Regions from separate parts of the Mus musculus genome. Here regions 1, 2 and 3 are each linked to region 4. Evidence: chromatin loops called from intact Hi-C (ENCODE). Cell type or tissue: left cerebral cortex. All regions are shown on one strand.

Evidence for each region. Peaks named below come from ENCODE experiments on the same cell type or tissue, not always from the same donor. Only the 100,000 strongest peaks of a DNase experiment are listed, where the experiment ranks them.
Region 1: it touches region 4 in a loop (8-fold over the local background); 6 of 42 quality-filtered maps call a loop at or near these places.
Region 2: a loop joins it to region 4, with 4 times the contacts of the local background. A loop is called at or near these places in 16 of 42 quality-filtered maps.
Region 3: a loop joins it to region 4, with 3 times the contacts of the local background. A loop is called at or near these places in 3 of 42 quality-filtered maps.

The regions. Positions count from the first base shown.
Region 1 is chr10:70,709,924-70,714,923 of GRCm38, forward strand. No RefSeq gene overlaps it. Among named protein-coding and RNA genes, the nearest start is that of Gm33979, 28 kb to the right of the region's middle. In left cerebral cortex, no CTCF peak of the experiment used is centred here; DNase peaks (open chromatin) are centred at 2,390, 3,579, 4,157 and 4,506; H3K27ac peaks cover 1,499 bases.
Region 2 is chr10:70,811,828-70,816,827 of GRCm38, forward strand. No RefSeq gene overlaps it. Among named protein-coding and RNA genes, the nearest start is that of Gm40689, 16 kb to the right of the region's middle. In left cerebral cortex, a CTCF peak has its summit at 2,704 (motif pointing left); DNase peaks (open chromatin) are centred at 2,690 and 3,864.
Region 3 is chr10:70,646,318-70,651,317 of GRCm38, forward strand. All of the region lies in intron 1 of D630013N20Rik (RIKEN cDNA D630013N20 gene), which reads right to left. Among named protein-coding and RNA genes, the nearest start is that of D630013N20Rik, 7.1 kb to the right of the region's middle. In left cerebral cortex, no CTCF peak of the experiment used is centred here; DNase peaks (open chromatin) are centred at 2,682 and 3,287; H3K27ac peaks cover 1,905 bases.
Region 4 is chr10:70,596,183-70,601,182 of GRCm38, forward strand. It overlaps Phyhipl (phytanoyl-CoA hydroxylase interacting protein-like), which reads right to left and starts at 3,109. Exons shown (of 5, transcript NM_178621.4): 1 at 2,823-3,109. The coding sequence starts at 2,925. It overlaps D630013N20Rik (RIKEN cDNA D630013N20 gene), which reads right to left. Exons shown (of 4, transcript NR_045292.1): 4 at 4,867-5,000. In left cerebral cortex, a CTCF peak has its summit at 2,641; DNase peaks (open chromatin) are centred at 952, 2,106, 2,334, 2,696 and 5 more places; H3K4me3 peaks cover 4,363 bases; H3K27ac peaks cover 3,507 bases.

The DNA.
Region 1 (5,000 bases), 110 kb after region 4:
CGCCCCATGAGAGTCGGAGTACAGGTCCCCAGAAACCTATGTAAATTCTGAGTGAGTCAGCAATGCACCCAAATATGCAAACATGTACACACAAACATGCACACACCACAAACACGTGAGCACATGCAAAATGGGAAAGCAAAACAAGTCAGTATGCACTCATACATACCTGAATAAGACCAGGCACTGCCGAGACATGAACAGCCAAGATGGAGGAATGGGAAGATGGCAATGTTGAATAGAACCGCCAGAAGTCCAGGCAGCAAACTGACCGCTTCAGCAAACCCCAGATTGTGAAGAGCACTATGTGTTCTTTTAAAACACAATTCCATGGAGAGTTTTACATATGGAATTCTCTAACAGTGAGTTGAAGCTCAACCTTTGTTTGTTTTAGTCCATTTCTCACACTGGATACTCACGAATGAATGAATTTTGGTCTTCCCCTTGCTTAGTCTTTTTCTTTTCTTTTTTTCCAGTCCTGAGGTAGGGTTGAGGGCTGAGGGCCTCTTGTATACTAGGCAAGCACCTGCAGGTAAATTTTAGAAGCATTTCTGCCACCCTTAAAAGAGCCTTCATCTCATTCTTCATAGTAGTCTATAGATTTAATTCCCACCTCCACTCCATCCCTGAACAACCACAAACCTGTTTTGTGTGTCTACAGACTTGCCATTTTTTTGTTTGTTTCAAATTAGTGGAATCTTAAAATCTGCCATCTTGCAACTGAGATCTTTCACCTAGTATAATATTTTTGAAGTTTGTCAATACTACAGGAGGTAACAGTTGTTTTCCCCTTTATATTGCTCAGTAGTTTTCTACTATATAATATACACTGCGTCCATCTATTTACCTATTGGTAGTTCTTCAGTCATCTTCCTATTTGGGACTACTATGAACAACATAAAACACTGGTATGCAAGTAATTCGTTGGCTACATATTTTCTTTTTAATTTCTCTTAAGAATATACCTAGAAGTAAAACTGTTTGTCTTAGCTTTTTTTTCTTTCTTATTTCATATGTGATGCTGTCAGAATGGCTCTTCGGGTCCTGGATATGTCATCTGACTCACCCTTTGGATATACAAGAAGTCATTCAAATAACAAAGAGGTGTTTCACTGGAGAGTCGCCCCTATAGCAGGGAACGGTTAAATACACGCCAGCATATCAATCAGCAGAGGAAAAAACTGAAAATTTGGGCTGTCTGTTTCTTCTTGTCTTCTAGTCTCATGCCAGTGCATTCTTTTAAGCAAATCTAGACAGAAATCAGTTGGCAAGCGTATCTATCTAGAAAACTCAAGAGGGTGGGACCAGGGCAGACACTAAGTCTAGCTCCTTGCCAACACTCTGCCCACTCTATACTTAAGCATGATTCTCAGCCTCTGGGGTCTCTGAGAATCACCCAAAGAAATTTAAATAATTGTATAGATACCCTCCTGTCTTGGCTGCCCAATAACACTTCATATTAGAGAGTAATTTGGGCCTTTAGGTATAGAACCCAGAACATCTATTCACTAACACCAAGACCCCCTTGAGCAAACTTAGTTACAATTGTCAGCCGGCCTATGTTTGTAAATCTCTTTCCCAATTAGGGTTTATTTAAGTACCTTGGACCCTTAGGTAGCAGTTGCAAAGGATCCTAACGCTTGCTCCAAGCCACAGGACACAGAGTTGACTTAAACTTTAGAGTCCTGTGCCCCTAGGATGGGTGCTCTTTCTCAGTCCTGCAGGAAATTGTCTTCAGCATCATTACGACTGTTCCTAAAATGGTATGCACTCCAAAACTGAAATGATTTCCAAGTGACGGTGTTTGGGCCTTCCATTCCAGGAAGCATGCTGTCTTTTGGCTTCACAAAGGCTTTGGGCCACAATGCTCCTCCTCTTCAGCTCTAGTGACTGGTGGGGGGGGGGGGCTTTCTCTGACCTTCTCAGTGTACACAAATGCGGTTCCCTTCCCATTTCTCAATCATAGGGAAATCATAAATGAGAGAAAGACATTGTCCTCTTTATTTTGGGGGAAACTCTGTAACCAGATTCTTTTAAGCTCAGTTTTCTGGAAGTCTTGAGTGTTTTTCAGTTTTTGTTGGGCAGGGTTCTCCGTTTTGCTATTTCTAGGTCTGCAGTTGTTGTCTCTTCTGGCCTTAACCCACGGCCACATAGCCTTCGTAGAAGCATGGGTTTCCCAACTACTCTCTGTGTGCTTGGCATTGGGAGGAGGGATACGGCAGTATGAGAGCGTACACATGTGTGGGGAGTGGGAAGGGCAGAGGAAGACTTTGGAACTCATTTCTTAGGTACCATCTAATTATGGTATCGTTGAGACAGCATCTCCCACTGGTACGTGGCTGGGCTGCCTGGCCAGTGAGTCCTGTGGATCCACCTCCTAGCCCTGGAGTTAGAGGGGCTTACCGGGCTTAAACAATTCCTTATGAGATTGTCAAACTAAGCCCTGTAATCACAGGGCAAGTGCCCCGTTTATCAACTGAGTGGTCCTCCCAGCCTGACTTCCCTTAGGGGAACCTTTCACAAGAAGTTAATGGATCCTGTATGCAAATAAAACCATAGTGAGGTTTTGGCTTGGTTTTTGGTTTTTATGCATGTGTATTTGTTTTATTTATGCAAGTTCACCTGTGTGCAGGTGCACAAGTGAGCAAGCAGACATGGAGGCCAGAGGTTCCTGTGGGGGTCTTTACTTCCTATCTACCTGACAAATGGAAACAGTGGCCTCTATTGAATCCAGAGCTTGTTCATATGGTAAAACTAGCTAGCTAACTTGTTCCATGGATCCCTGCATCAGCCTTCCAAATGCTGGAATTACAGATGGGCAGCCAAACATGCCTAGTCCACATTTAAGTGGGAGCTGGGGATTTGAACTCCAGTCTTCATACTTGTGTGCTCTACCCACTGAGCAATGGCCCCACCACTCACAGTAAGTTGACTCTCCTGTTTAGCAAAGTCAGTTTTCCTTATTAGGTATCAAAGATAGGAGCTCTCCTAATCGAGAGAAAGATGGATTTTTCCAAGGTAAAACACAAGATGAAAGCAATAAGAATCCCTAGTTGGGCTGGAGAGATAGCTCAGTGGTTAAGGGCACTGTCTGCTCTTCCAGAGGTCCTGAGTTCAATTCCCAGCAACCACATGGTGGCTCATAACCATCTGTAATGGGATCCAATGCCCTCTTCTGGTGTTTCTGCAGACAGCTATAGTGTACTCATATATAAATAAATAAATAAATAAATAAATAAATCTTTTTTTTTTTAAAGAATCCCCAAATATCTGAACATCCTGTACAATCAAGATATTATTGTCAGTGTATAATACGGTGGATATTGGCAGTCCTTGATGTATATCCTAAGTCACAAACTGAGTTCGCATCTCCAGCATTGGTGTGTGCACGGCAAACGTCCGAGAAGCATTTAAAGTATTATTCCCATCCTGGGACTCTGATTCTGCAGTCCCCAGGCAGGGCCGAGAATCAGCATTTCCCAGACAACTCTGGTTAAGTTAGACCAGCACCTTTTCCTGAGAAACTCCTTCACAAGCCAAGACTTCTAAATCTGAACTGATTTTGGAAGCTTTTCTTAAAAAGCCTTCACACGGTTTTCACTTCAGAGCTATTTTGGGCCGGAATCTAAAGAGGAAGGAAGGCAGGAGAAGAACAGTGAATCAGCACAGCAGCTCATAAGACCATCTAGCATGGCATTGTGGCTCTCATTCTCAACCAGGGGGTGAGACCCCCCTTGGGAGGTCGCAGATCAGATCTCCTGCACTTCAGATATTTACATGACAGCTTATAACAGTAGCGAAATTACACTTATGAAGGAACAATGAAAACAAATTTCATTCACGGACATCACAACATGTGGGGCTGTATTCAAGGGTTGAAGCATTAGGAAGGCTGAGAGCCACTGGCCTATCATCAGAAGCCAAAAGGTTAGCTGTTTTTTGTTTTATTTTGTTGTTCTTAAAATTACAAGCTTTTATCAACATTTGAAAATTAGTCACATGACTTGATGTCTCGGGTCTCCATATGTGTGAAAAGAAGGGAAAGCTCTGTGCATGCATGCGTACATGTACGTGTGCGTGCGCGTGCGTGCGTGTGTGCGTCTGTTTATGACATTACGTACTGTCGTAAACTGTGATGTTCCAGTGTCTCATCGTCATGTGGTGATTCTGGGTATTTAATAACTTCTGTGTTGGCTTCGCTTTGTCTCTCCTTGGGATTATTCTAAGCTCACGGGTTCAGGTCAGTCGAAGTCCTGGGGCTCCATTCAGTTCACTCTGAGTTTTCCCTCTCCTGTCTCTTTCCTCGGTTAGCAACTAGACAGATTAATTTCACCTACTGTTACGCTGTCTCTCCACATCAGATGTCGTTGGAAAAGAATCTAACAAGGCTAATAGGCTTAAGAAGATGACGAGACAGAATGTTTCAAATCAGTCCTACCTGGAAAATGCAAAACGCACGTTTTTCTGCCCGAAATCCTGGGATTTTCTTATCCTTGGTGATATCATTCAGCTGTTCTAAGCGCCCTCCTGGTATACCAGCTGTTAGGTGCAACTTAATTAATTTAAATACAATGTTGAGGCTTGCTTCCAACTGCTGCCCTCAGATTTACAACGATGTTTCCAACACACCCTGCTTTGATGACACAGTCTTTCGAATTAGCCGAGCTGGTAAAGTCTTTTCTAAAATGCATGCAAACATGGATTTAAATGGCTTTTCCTCCTCCTTGCCTTCCACTCCTAAGAGTTACCCGTCATTCTACATACATCTATGAAGGGGCAGGGAGGGACTGCATTGCACCCTGGGTGTGAAATTGAAGACAGCTGACCCCAGTGTATCTCAAGGTCTGGAGGAGGAGAGGCTGCTGGTTATGAAAAGAAATTATTTCTTCCACACCAATTCTAAGTGAGACTAAGAACTACATCGAATTGAGTGTCTTAGGATTTTACTGCTGTGAATAGACACCATGACCAAGGCAACTCTGATAAAGGACAACATTTAA
Region 2 (5,000 bases), 220 kb after region 4:
AGGAGGGCTAGAGATGAGAGTAAGAAAGGTGAGAGCTTAAGAGAGTGAAGAGGGGCTAAGCAGCTCCTTTTATAGTGAGCTGGGCTATAGTGACAGGTAGCTGTGGGGAAGAGCATACCAGGCTATTGCCAGGAGCTTTGGGCTTTGTCTGAGTGACTGACAGTCACAGAATTATGGACTTGGGGGCCCTGTGGTGTCAGGAACCTATCTCTGGGAACGTGGTTCACTGTTCCTTCCCTTGTAGAGTTTCTGGAGCAAGCCTCACTCAACCAAAACAGGCTGCCTTTCACAGTCCCACACTGCTGTGATAAAATGCGGACCAAAACCAACTTGAGAAGGAAAAGTTGATTTCACTTTATGCTTCCAGGTCATAGTCTGTCACTGAGGGAAGTTGGGACAGGAACTCTAGGCAGAAACTAGAAGGGGCGACTGCCTGGGATTCTGTGCACCATTACCCAAAATGGAAACTTCTGGTTTCTTCGGAAAGTTAGTCATGTCAAATGATGTTTTGCTAAAGCAGACACGTGAAAGGATATGTGATGTTTAGAAGGAATATAAATATGAGCCCACAGACAGTGGGACCTGGAGCATTGGTTCACTTTGCTTCTTCTTGTTATTCTTTGCTGACGACATGCATGTATTGGTTTACCTTACATTGTGTTGCTGAGCTTAGCTTGTGCTAACACCAGAGAGAAATTCACCAAAGAACTTCTCGGGAGGTTCTTGCAGCTTCTTGCCACTTCTGCTGACTTGGGCCAGTTGGTGGGCCTCACAGTTTCTTCTGGATGGACCTGCGGTTGCTGATTTGTGTGTGGTATCTGCAGAGTGCACCGGAGTGCAGCTGCTGGTTCAGGTGTGGTGTTTGCTAGTGGGCTGGACTGAGAACAGCAAAGACTGGAATCGCACCAAAGTACTATTTCTAAAGAGATCCACTTCCCCCATATCCTAATAACCTTTTTTTCCCCCACTACCTCTGGTGGGCTAGAGGGGAGGTTGAACCTTTATTAAAGTAAGTTGAGAAAAATAACACCTACAGTTACTTCTGGCCAGAGAATATATGCACAGCTGAGGGAATGCTGCAGGAACTGTAGAGGATGCTCATTGCTAGCTGGCTCCCTCTGTACCTTACATTCAGACCATTTCCCTGGGTAATGACGTCACCACCATCCATACTCAACTGGAACCTCCTTCATCCATGGCGACAAACAAGACAACTCTTCACAGAAATGCCCACAGATCCACCTTATAAAGACAATGACTCAATCAAGACCCTTATTTTTTCCTTTTCAGGCTGTGCTGAGTTGGCAGGCCATGGTGACTAGAGCAGACATAGGAATCAGAATCCTTCTTCCCCAAATGATAGAACTAGACTGCTCCTTCCAGAGAATAAGCCACAAAGCCTCAACTGCTCCTTCCTTTCTTCTTCCTCAGGCAAGAACGAGGGGATACTGTATGCGCAGGACTTGGTAGGCTCGCCCTTTGTCTCCACCACTACGTCTAGTCCTCTGTCCCATCATTTCTAGAGTTCTTCTTCTTCATGGAAGCTAAGCAAAGAAATAATTTTCACAGGGTACTTAGGTTTTCATGTCTAAAACACACAAAAGCTTTAAGATAATTTATTTTGTTTTTGTCTTATTAATTTCTTTCCTTGCAGGAGTTGGTTGTGGTTTTCTTGGTACATAAGAGAAGGTATCTCCTTTTAGGTCCACTAAGACTCATAGCTTTCCTAGTCGAAACTGGCCTGGGCCTAGACTGACTCTCTCTCTCTCTCTCTCTCTCTCTCTCTCTCTTCCTCCCTCCCCTCCCCTTTCTTTCTTCCTTCCTTTCTTTCTTTCTTTCTTTCTTTCTTTCTTTCTTTCTTTCTTTCTTTCTTTCTTTCTCCATCGTATTCTAGGTACTGGGCTCAATCCTCAGGCTACTGAGATGAAAAAAATATGTATCTGAAGACAGTGCCAGGACTCTGGGAAGTCATCCTGAAGTACAAGAAGAAGGTCTGAAGGAGTAGCTCTCGTGTGGCAAAAAAGCTCCTAAAATTCCCATGTAGCCTGGCTGCTGGCTGCCAGGGTGGCAGGTTAAGTTAACTGAATGCATGAAGATGAATGAGGACTTTCTTAGCAAATCTGAAATTAACTGGGAGAGAAAATGAGTACAACTGATCCAATAGTAAAAATGAGAGATGGGATTGGCTCAGCAGTTAAGAGCACTGGCTGCTCTTCCAGAGGTCCTGAGTTCAATTTCCAGCAACCACATGGTGGCTCACAAACATCTGTAATGGGGTCTGATGCTCTCTTATGGCATGCAGGTATACATGCAAATAGAACACTCATATACATTAAATAAATAAGTAAATAAATGAATATGAGAGAGAGAGAGAGAGAGAGAGAGAGAGAGAGAGAGAGATCAACAAATAGCTGTTGAATCCATCAATGGATGGCTGAGTGAGCAAAGAAACGCAAGGTCTGCCTCAGTGGATACTTTTTCTCTCAAAGCATTTTTAGAGGTAATGGATTGCTTCTGGGTGGAATCCCCACCCAGGTTAACAGAAACAAACAATCTTAGCTTTGAAGTTCAAGGACCCATTGTTTAAAGGTAACATTTTTTTTTAATTGTTTTTCTATAGCTACCTTGAAACGCTCATTAACCACTGGGGACTACAGTGTCACCACGTAGTATCCGTTTCAGACTCTAATGCGTGTCTGCCATCTACTGGCTGTATAGATAGAGCTGCAAAATCTTCATCTCCTTTTATCTGTATGTCCATTTTCTCTGGAATTTTCTAAGTTGTTGAAGCCAGGAGGGGCTTAGATTCCAACAGGCCCAACCGTTTCATTTTCCAGCCATTTCCCGTGGAGTGCAAATGATTGTAAAAGTTTGTGTTATTAACTGGTGTAGCGGGCTCTGTTTTGGGTCTCAGTAACTCTGGACGCCAACAGATGCACATCTGGAGAATTGTGTTGATGTCAATAGTTCCTAGGGGAACGGTGAGACTGAGCCTTGTTCCCAGTTACATGCCAGGAATCTCTTACTCCTCCATAAAGCTCCTTGTATCTCAGAAAGCAAATCTGTTATTTTGTCCAAGGATTTCCTGGATCAGAAAACAGCTGTAAAAAGATCCCAAGAGGAGACGAGACTTGGAATTCGCACCAAAAATTTCGGCAAAGTTGTGTGTGCTGTGTGCCATGTGCCATGAGCGCTCAAAGCATCAGCTCAAAACATAACAGCCGCTCCTATTCCAAAATGCTATGCTCGCACATGGAAAAACTGACAAACTGAATTTGAAAGAGGCAGGAGCCAGAACACTCACCGGAATAGCCAGGCCTAGGGAAAGCATTCCAGGAAGATCTCAGAAGCAAGCCTGGCAGAATTGACTCTGGGAACGTCAAGTTTTGCAACAGGCACATGTTTTAATTTTTTAAGCTACCTCTTGAGACTGGCCTTAGCCATAGTCATCCTTTTATTATGTGGGTTGCCTGGAAAATGCCATTTAACGTTCCTGAGAACACTGCAGAGTCAAATCAAACCAAACATCTCAATACCAGCTGACAAGAATCTTGGCCTGTGACTCTCAAAAGCAAAAATGCTTCAAAAATAAAGAAAGGGAGATGGAGCTGCCCATGGAACCTTCCAGAAACAATTCTCTGAACCAAGGGCTCTGAACCTATTGAAGAACTAATAAGGACAAACAAGACAGTCATTTGGATCTGGGACTTGGGAAAGAAGCAAGGCTTATCGCTGAGGCAATTGTTGTCCTGAGAGACCTGGTGCAGATAAATGCTATAGGGTCCTAAAAGGTTATAACAAGGGAAAGTTCTTCTCTGTGTGTGTTGGGTGGGTGGGTGAGATCAGATTCAAGAGATTTGAATATTCATGTGTGCTCTGCATCCCCACCCTCCATCCCCAGAGAGGTCACTGTTGAGCCTGAATCCCTGTGGGCTCTTTATCTTAGCCCAATGCCTGTGGTCATGAACAATGCTGTTTCTAGATATCAGAACTCTAGAAGACTGATTACTAGAGAGACTGAGACAGAGACAAAGACAGAGAGACAGGGACCTTTTACTCTGAATTTCAGTGTCTGCTTTAAATGAGAGCTCAGAGATCTGGATGAATCATTCATGACCAGAGGGAAATTTTTAAGATCTGGCTATCACAGGGGCTGGGAAAATGGCTCAGTGACTAGGAGCACTGGCTACTCTTCCAGAGGACCCGGGTTCAATTTCCAGCAACCAAATAGCAGCTCACAAATGTCTATAACTCCTGTCCCATGGATGAATGCAGGCAAAAACACCAATGCACATAAAAATAAATCTTTTAAAAAAAAAAGATTTGGCCATCATTACTATTCCTCTTTTCCTACTAGGGAAGAACTCAAGAGTTCTTGGAAATTCAGAACTATAAATGAACTTGGATGCCTTGGATAGACTGGAGACAGAGCTAAATGCAAGAGCCCATTCTGTCGCAAGAGGGACATAAAGCATTCAACCTTTCTACCCCTGCCCTCCTGTCTACATCAAGTCGGTTGGGAGGATCTGGTACCTGGTACCCCCCACAAGCCTTCTCATATTTCCACGTCTGCCAGCATACTGCAAGATATATTGACCCCAGGTCCATTTTTATCATTCCCTGGCTCACAGTGTTATCTTACTATCCATCCATCAGCATAAAACAGATCAAACTAAACACATAGAGTTTACTTAAGATGCCAAACTCCAAGAAGTTATTGACTCGTGTCCTCCATTCCAAGTCCTACAGGTGAAATGTATGTGGTGGTGGAATTGCCATGCTGGGGACAATGTAAATACTACACCTTTATAGATCCTTGAGTGCACCCCATGCCAGGGGGGAGTTAACCATCTTAGGGGAGGACTTGGAGATCCAAGGAACTAAGGATTCCCACCCAAGAGAAAGCATGGGGTGTTAGATGCTGTGAAAGGAAAGAGAACTGGAGGTGGAGAGGAAATAAGAGGAGAGGCAGCCTTGTAAGAAAGACAAAGAGAAGCTGT
Region 3 (5,000 bases), 50 kb after region 4:
GTTCTACATCTTCATCTGAAGGCTGCTAGTGGAAGACTGACTTCCAGGCAGCTAGGATGAGGGTCTTAAAGCCCATGCCCACAGTGACACACCTATTCCAACATGGCCACACTTACTCCAATGAGGCCACACCTCCAAATAGTGCCACTCCTTGGGCCAAGCATATACAAACCATCATAGGCACTGTATGCCACTTGGTAACTTTACCAAAGGGGAATTGGGTTTATAATCCCTCAAGAGACTTGAGACCCCATGGAGGCCTGGTAGTGTGGGTGGAGACATCCTCTTGGAGACTGGGGTGTGGGTGGGCTCAGGAACTGTCGGAGGGTGGACCAGGAGAGGGATAACAACTATACTATAAAAACAAAAGATTAAAGATAATAATAATAAAAATAAAAGGCAAGTTTTTTATTTTTTTGTTGTTGTTTTCTTTTTAAGAAAAGTATTGTTCTCGTGAATAGCATTGATAACCCTAATGAGTAAACCAAGCAACTCTCAGAAGATAAGTCTCATGTTCTCTCTCATTTAGGGATTCCAGATTTACCAGATTGTACCATCTACACATGTAGGGCATGAAATGAAGGCAATATTTAGGTAAGGAAGAGGTCTGATGGGATGAGGCTCAAAATGGGAGGCAAGGCTTGACATGTGCTGTGGACTTGCGTGAAAAATAATTTAAAGGAAAGAAAATATGCATTTCTTTTTTTGTTTTTTTTTTAAAAAAAAAAAAAAAGCCTTTTCATACTTAAACTCTCTCTGGCTACAAGGACAGAGTAAAAGACACTGCCTTCTTTTCCTGACAGCTCTATGATCCTGTCTGACACAAATATATTTGCCCCAGGACTGCAGGAACATTCCAGAAGGACTGTGCTCAGACAGACATCTGGTCCCATTACTAGTGCTACGGCCAACTGGAAGCCTCAGTTCCCAGATCTATAAAATTAAGAGAGTGACTTCATTCTTAATGGCTACTATGATTTTTTTTAATCCTCAATTATAGAGATAAACCCAGGCCTGGTGCATGCCAGGCAAGCATTGTACCACCAAGCAGTTTGCCTGGCCTTTCCCAAAAAAATTTCTTAAAAAAAAAAAAAAGATGAAGTCTAAGTTGCAATCCTCCTGCCTCAGACTCCTTTATAGCTGAGATTACAAGGATGTGCTACCATGCCTGGCTAGGATTTTTTTTAAAAATTTTTTTCATATAATATGTGTTGAATAAAAAATTCCCCCATCTTCCTCCCTACCCACTCATCTCCAAGTTCTCTCTCCAGAAAAACCACTCTCTCTCTCTCTCTTTCTCTTTCTCTTTCTCTTTCTCTTTCTCTTTCTCTTTCTCTCTCTCTCTCTCTCTCTCTCTCTCTCTCACACACACACACACACACACACACACATACACACACACACACACACAAACAATAAAACCTCATAAAAATGAAAATAAAAATAAACAATCAAAGGACCAATAAGACAAAACCAAAAAACAACAAAAAACAACCAAACAACAACTAAAACGGTAAAACAAATTTAAAAACTCCACAAAAATACCATTGAGTTTGTTTTTTGTTAAACCATTTACTCCTGGGTATGGGGCCTGCCCTGGAGGGTGGTTGATATACCTGGTGATACACCATTGGAGGAAACTGATCTTTCCCGTTACCAGAGGGTATCAACTGTAGTTATCGTCTTAGTTAGGGGTAGTACCCCGTGTCTACTTTTCCTTTTCAGTGCTGTGAGCCTCTCTGCCTTGAACTTGTACAGGTCTTGCATGTGCCACCCCAAGACTCTGTGAGATCGTATATGCACCAGCCTTGTTATGTCTGGAACATACTGTTTCCGTAGAGTCATCTCCTCTGGCTCTTACGATCTTTCTGCCTCCTCTTCCATATAGATCCTTGATCCTTGAGGAGGCAGAGTCAATGAAGACATCCTATTTAGGACTGAGACCTGCTAGAATTTTATAGTCCTACCTTGACTATCACTGACTGCCTCGGGTCCTGATCTGAGATAGCTCCATCGTTTTGTGGTAGGAGAATGTTTCCTGATAAGTTGCACAAGGGACAGGAATGAGGCCCCTTATGCCTGACGCTTGTCTCCTCTGGACTAGGCAATCTCTAGGGTCATTCTAGTCTTAGCATCCCACCAGGCTATGATGGAGTCTCTTCTTGCTGTAGATGAAACCTTTGCCCTCAAAGTAGGTCAGCCATCTACAGTAAACAGATTGCTGTTCACATGTAGCGAACAACAATTTGAGGCACCATAAGAAACTTAAATATCACAGATTCTTTGTAAAACAGAGAAAAATCAGAAAAGCATTTCGCAAAGGGGAAGGGAAAATAATAGAAAACGAAATCCAACTAAAATTCAAGAGTTGATTTGAATGTGGCCTTATGTTCTGGCATCCTGTTAAGTCTTTTCCATGCCCGTAGATCATGGCTAGCGGTAAAGGAGTCACGGTGACCTGGTACCACTGTGTGAAACCCCTGGCATTAAAAAAAAAAAATTCCTCCTGAAAACATCTGGTGGAATCCTGAGATTTGTTTAGGATTCTATGAAGAGAGAAATGCTTTTGCAGGCTCAGTGAGTCAGACTTTAGCAGAGCAATCAAAATGATTGTTCTATTTAAAATTCACAGCAGAAACGATCACTTGAACGAGCCACAAAAGACATGCCTCTTCTCACAGAAAGGCATTCAGAGCCTGGTTGCCACCCACAGTTCCTCTCAGATGGAAGTTACTGGAAGCCAGTAAACAGATCAGCCCAGCTAAATTAGGGCAAAGGGGATGGTCACGTGTTTTAAAACGAAACCAACTTCTAGGACCGGAATGATGCTTTTGCTTTTATAGTTTACATGGAAATTGTGTAAAAGGACTGATGCTGTGAAGAAATTTATAAGGCACACTTATAAATAATATATTTCTTAAAGCTGTTTTCTGGCTTTTCTGCAAGTTGGATATAAAAACCTGTGCTATTATAATGTTTTTTTATTTGTATATTCAAAAATTCATCCACTCATACTCATTAGGACTATTCCTGCCATCCAAATGCTTTGAAACTTTTACCTCAGTGATTTCTGTCTTTTTACCCTCTTTTCTAAGTATAGTTAGATTACTCTTTAAAACATTTTTTACAGACTTAGGGTTCCAACAAGGAGAAATTAACAGGAATTGAATTTAACCTCTTGCCTGAACAGCTAACCTCTCAAAGTAAAGGCATTTGTTTATTTAGATACGGGAACAAAGAGCCTAGATGTAGTAACTAAACAAGCTTGGTCAGTGCCTCGAGAGTTTCCAGGCCAACCCACAGTGAAGAGAAACCTTAAGAGCAGAGCCAGAGAAATCCTTGTGTTGTGGAGCTGGGCAGAGTGCTAGAAAGGAGAGGTTCAAAGAGTGATCTGGGGGGTCAGCAGGGAAGCCGATTGTATTGTATTAGAATAAACTACAAACATTCATGTTATAGCACCTGGTCAGACAAAATATACAATGTCTGAGATCCGTCCTGAAGCATTCAGCATCCAGTAACACCATGAAGAGGAGAAAATCCTATCAAACCAAATTAATCTGCAGTTAAAAGATGTGTGAGAACCAACTGACAGAGCATGAGAACATTGCAATTCTATTGCCTATTTTCAAAGCTAGAAGAAATGTTGAACATGTGAATAGAGATGCAACAAACAAAAAGACCCAATCAGACATCAGAAGCAAAAATTAGAGGATCTATCATAGACATGAAACATACATACACACACACATATACATACTTACATGTATGTTATATATGTGCCTTATATATCATATACTATAAATGTATAATATATATTTATAAATATATATAATATATAAATGTTATAAACATATTTATAAATATATACTATATAATATATTTATATTTATTTAAATATATATTTTATGTAGCAGAGTTGATGGCACATTAAGTGTTTCTGAAGGACAGTGAACTTGAAGACATGACAACAGATGTCTAAAATGAGACAGGCTAAGAGGCCAGACTATAAGAAGAACAGGGGAACCAGTACAGCAACTCAGAACGACCAAGTCTGTGCTTGAGTTCGTGAAGGAAAGTGGAGGCTACAGAAATGTATAGTTGGGGAATAACAGACAAAGGCTCTCCGATTCAAGAAAACTTTAACCTGTCAAGAAAGTCAAGAACCTGGGGTTGGACCACCTACCTGTTCCATGGTGCCAGAAGCTCTGGGTTCTACTCCCAGCAACAAAGGCAAAACATTGATCCCTGTAAACCACACCCATTACATATGGCTGTAGTCTAGTGGGATGGGAGCTGAGAAGGGAGGGTCTCGATGGTAGGACTAACTTGGGCTTCATTCATAACAAGACCCTGTCTGGAAACAGCAAACAAACAACAGCTAAGAAACCCTGGAGGCCCCCAGAAGGAAGAATGTAAAGAATACAGTACCAACACATGGCATAAACAATAAATATCAGTCACAATGAGAGAAATTTTCATAAGTTTAAGGACAGAGATGATATCCAATATCTTGTCCAAAGCAACACCATTGGAAACAAAACAAAGCAACCTTTTAAAGGACCGGCTGGCAGCAAAGCCTGCCCATCTAGAATTCTGTACCCAATGAAGGCATCTTTCAACACAATGTAACATGAAGCTTTGGTCCAGCACTGAAAGGTGGGAAGGGTTTAATACAGGTCACCTTGCATTTGTAGAAGGAGTCCCAGGAGTCCTTCAGGCACACATGAAGAACACCTGAAAATTTGCTTAGACATAAAGGTGAGAAAGTCCTGCCGTCAGACTCAGACATCTCCCGGGAATTTTACAATGTAATATGAACAGAGGAAGGATGCAGAGTTGTAGCGTATGTGGAAGCAGCCGGTGTAAGGACTGTATAAAAACCAAGAGGAGAGATGAAAATCAAGGACTGTGAGGTTCTTGTGGTTCATGAGAAAAGGTAAAATTATCACTTAAAGTTAGTTTCCTCTGAGTTAAAGATGTTTATTATAAACCTCAGGGAG
Region 4 (5,000 bases):
AGAGCTAGGAAAGAAGTACTTGCCTGATTAGAACAGGAATTAACAGATGCCCCCATAGCTACAGTACATATTCCAACAGTTTCCTAACAGAGTCCTATCTAGAATCCTCATTTTGAACTACAGTGACTAGCACATAGGCAGGAACCATGTACCAGCAACAAAGTGGACATGCCTAGGAACGACTACTCACAAGGATATATGCATGTACACTTACAGGAATCCCCTTACTTTATTAAAAAGTGAATGCATGACTATTTGAACTCAGATATCCTCCCAAGATTACTAAATATTTTGAAAATAACGGGGGGGGGGCAATGCTGTGAGATGGTGCTAGTAACATAAACTACAATTTAGAGGAAAAATCAGCTACAAACAAAGCATAAAAGAGAAGAGCCAACGAAATGAGAGACAGTGATGTTTTACTAGGAACCATAGCTTGTGACTCATGAGACACACAGAGCATGATACAATTAAAAACCTCTGTGAGTAGAAAGGAACAGAAATCCACGATTACCCACTACTTTGCCCTAGACTACTTTATTTCATTTCCAAGGAACTTACGTTTTCCTCCGTCAATACCAAATTACCAAGAGTGAAATGGAAGAGTAAAAAGTAAAAAAACCACATACTCCCATATTCATAAAATAAAACTATAGCTCCGTAGACCTAAGACACAAAGAAATATATGATCAGCTATGTCTGCTGCCATAATCTTGCCTCATGTATTGATAACAGTGAGACTTAAGGGGAAGGGAAGTGAGTGAGGTGTAGGGAGCAGACACCATGAATCTGTTATTTGCTCACTGTGAAATCGTACTAAGGAAAGTCGTAATAGAGACTGAATGCAGCATCCTACAAGCTGTTCCATAAGAACCTGTGTTGTTCCCTCTAAATGACTGTCATGACGCCAACTTACTGATTAGAAATTGCCATATATTGGGACTGGGTCACAAGGGGGAGGGAGAAACAGAAGCATGTGACAGCCTTTCAGTGGAATGTCTCCATTTTTTTCCTCACATTTTTTAAAAACATGGTTCTTTGTAACTCCTTGGTTTAAACTACTTTACAAAGTGAAACCTGACTAGTCTAGAGGACTATAAGTGATTATTGTTATAGCTATTGCTTGATCCCAACATCCCCCTCAATTAAATGTTACATAATTTGCTCATTTTGCAGGATTCATAATGCCAACTGAAACAACTAAAAATGGATCAAAAGAGCTACAACTCCAGAGCAGAATATAGTAAAAGCAGAACTAACTCCCACAGCCTACCTTAGTACTCTGAACTTTATTAAACAAACATTTCCCTGACACCCCTGATAAACACAGAAAACACAATTTTAAAAACTGAAATTATTAAGGTCTGAGGAACAGCATTAGGTTGTCTAGTTCCACTTATTATTTGAATGAGTATTTGATAAATTGCTGAATCAAATAAAAATCAAATCTACTTTTATTAGAATCTTGGTTTTCTCTGAAACCAATCTGAGAAAATAAAAATAGCTGCAATTTACAAAGCTAATCTACCGACAAAGGAAATAAACAGTCTTTACAAGAATACTTAATTATTCAGACTACACCTCTTTCATAAGTTAAGGTTTGTTGTGTTCAAAGAGTTTGAATTTTCATTTAGAGATTATTAAAAATAAATTCACACTAACAATTAAAAATTATTAGTAAGCAGGACTTTAGTGCTCAGTCGACTTAAATGTCCATTTCAATGCCTTTAAAAAAAATCAAGATCTTTGTTTCCTATATGAGTTATCCTGCTACATTTAATGACCTTACCGTGCACCAATTAATAGCTCTCATAACTTTTCTTTTAAAATGTTCTATAGCTATTACTCATATACAGTTGAACATTTTCACTGATAATCGTATTTCCATGTCAACCGGTTTTATATGCAGAATTTAACAATTATTTGGCCAATCAGCAATCAGACGACTTCTTTACAAATGAAGTTTTATTCCAAATCACTGAAACAACTCTTATCCTCCAACTAGCCCAACACACCATTCTGTGCCCAACACTGATACTCTAACTAGCCCAACACACAGCGCCGTGCCCACACTGCAGAGTACTAGCTAGCTAGCACTTTAACACTCGGACCCTGTGATCAGTCATTTCCTTTTCGTAGACTGCCAACTTTAACAATAGAGTACTGACACATCAACACACAATGGTGTGTGCTGCACACACACCGAATCTCAGCAAACGTAGAGGAAGGACCAATATCCTGTTCGGATTTTTGACAGCCTCATAATCCCTGCCCAGAACCAAGAGCCTAGTGTCTGTCCTTGGTGCTGAAACGCAGCTTTTCTGTCCCCGACTAAAATACTAGGAGGCTCACCCCAGTTAGACAGACACTCCTGGGGTTCAGAGGTTTGCAAGAGAATGGGTAAGTTTTTGTTCAAGCCTATCCAGTCTAGCCTTCGCGGTGGCGGGTAAGTCCCTGGTCGGGAGACCCAAGATCTGCCTGCTGCAGAATAGGCAACACCGGGCCGCGGACCCGAGAGGCGCCCTCTCCACCGCGGAGCATTCTCCCGCGGATCCGAACGGTTCCTTTTCCCCAGTGGAGCCCTCTCCCGCGGACCCATTGGATCCCTCTCCCCCGGTAGCCTTCTCCCGCGGACCTGAGCGGCGCCCTCTCCTAAAGACCAGAGAGGCGCCCTCTTCCCCCAGCAGCCTTCTCCCGCGGACCCGAGAGGCGCCCTCTCCCTCCAGCAGCCTTCTCCCGCGGACCCGAGAGGCGCCCTCTCCCAGGGACCGGACACCTCCGCCCGCGTCCTTTTGTCTCCCGCCGGTGCCTCCGTTCCTCACCATCACGGTCGCACAGCTGGATGGCCTCCAGGCTGAGGTTCTTGATCTCCTCACACGGACTACTGGGGCTGCTGAGGGCATGGTCCAGGCGCGGCACCTCCATCTTCGCGACCCCGCGTCGAAGCCAGGCGCCAGCGGCCGGCGGGGCGAAGGGCGGGAAAGGCCTGAGAAGGCTGAGGACGAGGGCAACCTCCGGTCGGGAGTCGCGGCCGAGGCGGCGGCGGCGGTGGTGGTGGCGGCGGCGGCAGCGGCGGCAGAAGCTCCTTCGAGTGCGCGGCTCGTAGACTGAACGCCGGCCGGCGCGAGCGCGGGAAGAGCGCGCTCTCGCCTGAAGGGAGGGCCGCGCACGCTCACGGGGGCGGGGCTGGCGGTGGACGCGCCTACCTGCCTGCACCCGGGCCCCGCCCCTTTCCTACCTCTCGCAGACCCCGCCCCCTGCCTGCCGCCCGCCCTTGCGCACACGCGCACGGAGGACAGGGGTCCGGGGTCGCGCCTACCTGCCTGCACAGGGCCCCGCCCCTTTTTTACGGCACGCGGACCCCGCCCCCTACCTGCCGCGCGCGCGTACGCGCACGGACGCGGACGCGCCCTCCGCTCTCCTCTCTAGGGCTCCGCTCCCAGCCAGTGGCGCGCCCACGCTCTGACACGCCTCCATCGCTGCCCTTGTCCTGGGGCGCGCACCCGCAACCTACCTGCGGGCGCGTAGACCGTACCCCCCGGGGCGCCTGTCGCGCGCACGCGCATGCGCGCCCCACTGCTTCCCTGCGCATCCCGACCCCGCCTGCCGCGCGCACGCGCCCTCGCTTGGCTCTCCCGCGCGCCTTCTCCCGCTGGAAGCGAAGGAGGATGGAGCGCGCGAGGAGCGCGGGCTGTGGCAAGCTGCTCGGCGCGTCGCGCTCGCCCGGCGATGGCGGCTAGGCTCTTTTCACAATGCCAGGTAGAGCCGGACGGCCACCCCGGGCTGCGGCGAGGCGAGCGCGCGCCTGTTGCTTGTTGAACACACATTGGGAAACTGAGGCCCGAGCCGCCTAGGGTTCCCGGTCCCCGCTCTGCGCGCCCAGCCGCCGTTCCTCACCAGGCCCCGCAGTGAGCAATGAGCGGCCACCTGAGGACTGCACCGGGCAGCGAGCGCGAACTCAGGTCGGTGCTGCGGGACAGGTGAGGCTACACAGGATGCTGGCGGCTGGCTGCTGAGGAGGCAGCTTCCGGGTGACAGCCACTTGTCAGCTTGCCTCCTCACCCACTCAGCTAACAAACAAGTCTTCAGTGCTCTCCCTGGGCCCGGCATTGTTCTGACTGAAAAATACAGGCTGAAACACATCACCTGTTCTTTGTTACCCTAGAAAATGAAAGGGGGACCTGTGGTCTTCCAGTGATGGCCATATTTGCACGCCCCATTGCTTTCAGGAGCACCTAAGATATTTCAGTGCACTCTGATGGTGCAAAGGTTTTAAAAATAAAGCCTATATAGATGACAGCCTGTTGGCCTCTGTTCTCATTTACTGATTCGGAATGTTATTTTGTTTTTCTTGGTATCACGGGATCAAAAGAAGCCCCTCTCCCCCTTGTATTATTTATAGTTATTGGTAATAATTTATGTTCCATGTTTACTCATTTTCCAATTTCAAACATTGATATTCACCAATAAAAACAATTTACATATAGATTACTATATGCTGCCTTTTCTAGTCACATCCATTTAGCCATAAACAACTAAATCTAGTTAATTGATGTCTCATAAAATGGAAGGCCCCGCTTTAGATAAAATAAACCCGTGAGGAAATTTGGCACAATTGAAGGTTGATAAACATCCGTGTAAGGTAATTTGGTATCATTAAGTGAAATGTCCTCGTTATGAACTTCGGGATTAATGAGATGGACCTTTGTTTTGAGCTGGGAAAAACATTCCAGTATCAAGGTAGGAGATACCTTAAGGAGAGAGTAAATTACTGTTTGTCAAGAAAAATGGTGAATTTCTTATGTTCAAAAACCTAGATCAGCAGAACTAGATATTGACAGCCAAAGCACAGTGGGTTCATCTTTCAGAGAATTCTCAGATTTATAAATCACAAGAGGAGCTGCAAACTACAAAAATAGCTTACCCACAATTGAAAGATATAATATGTATACATTAGAACTTTAATTCACACAAATATTACAAGTGTATCAGGACAATAT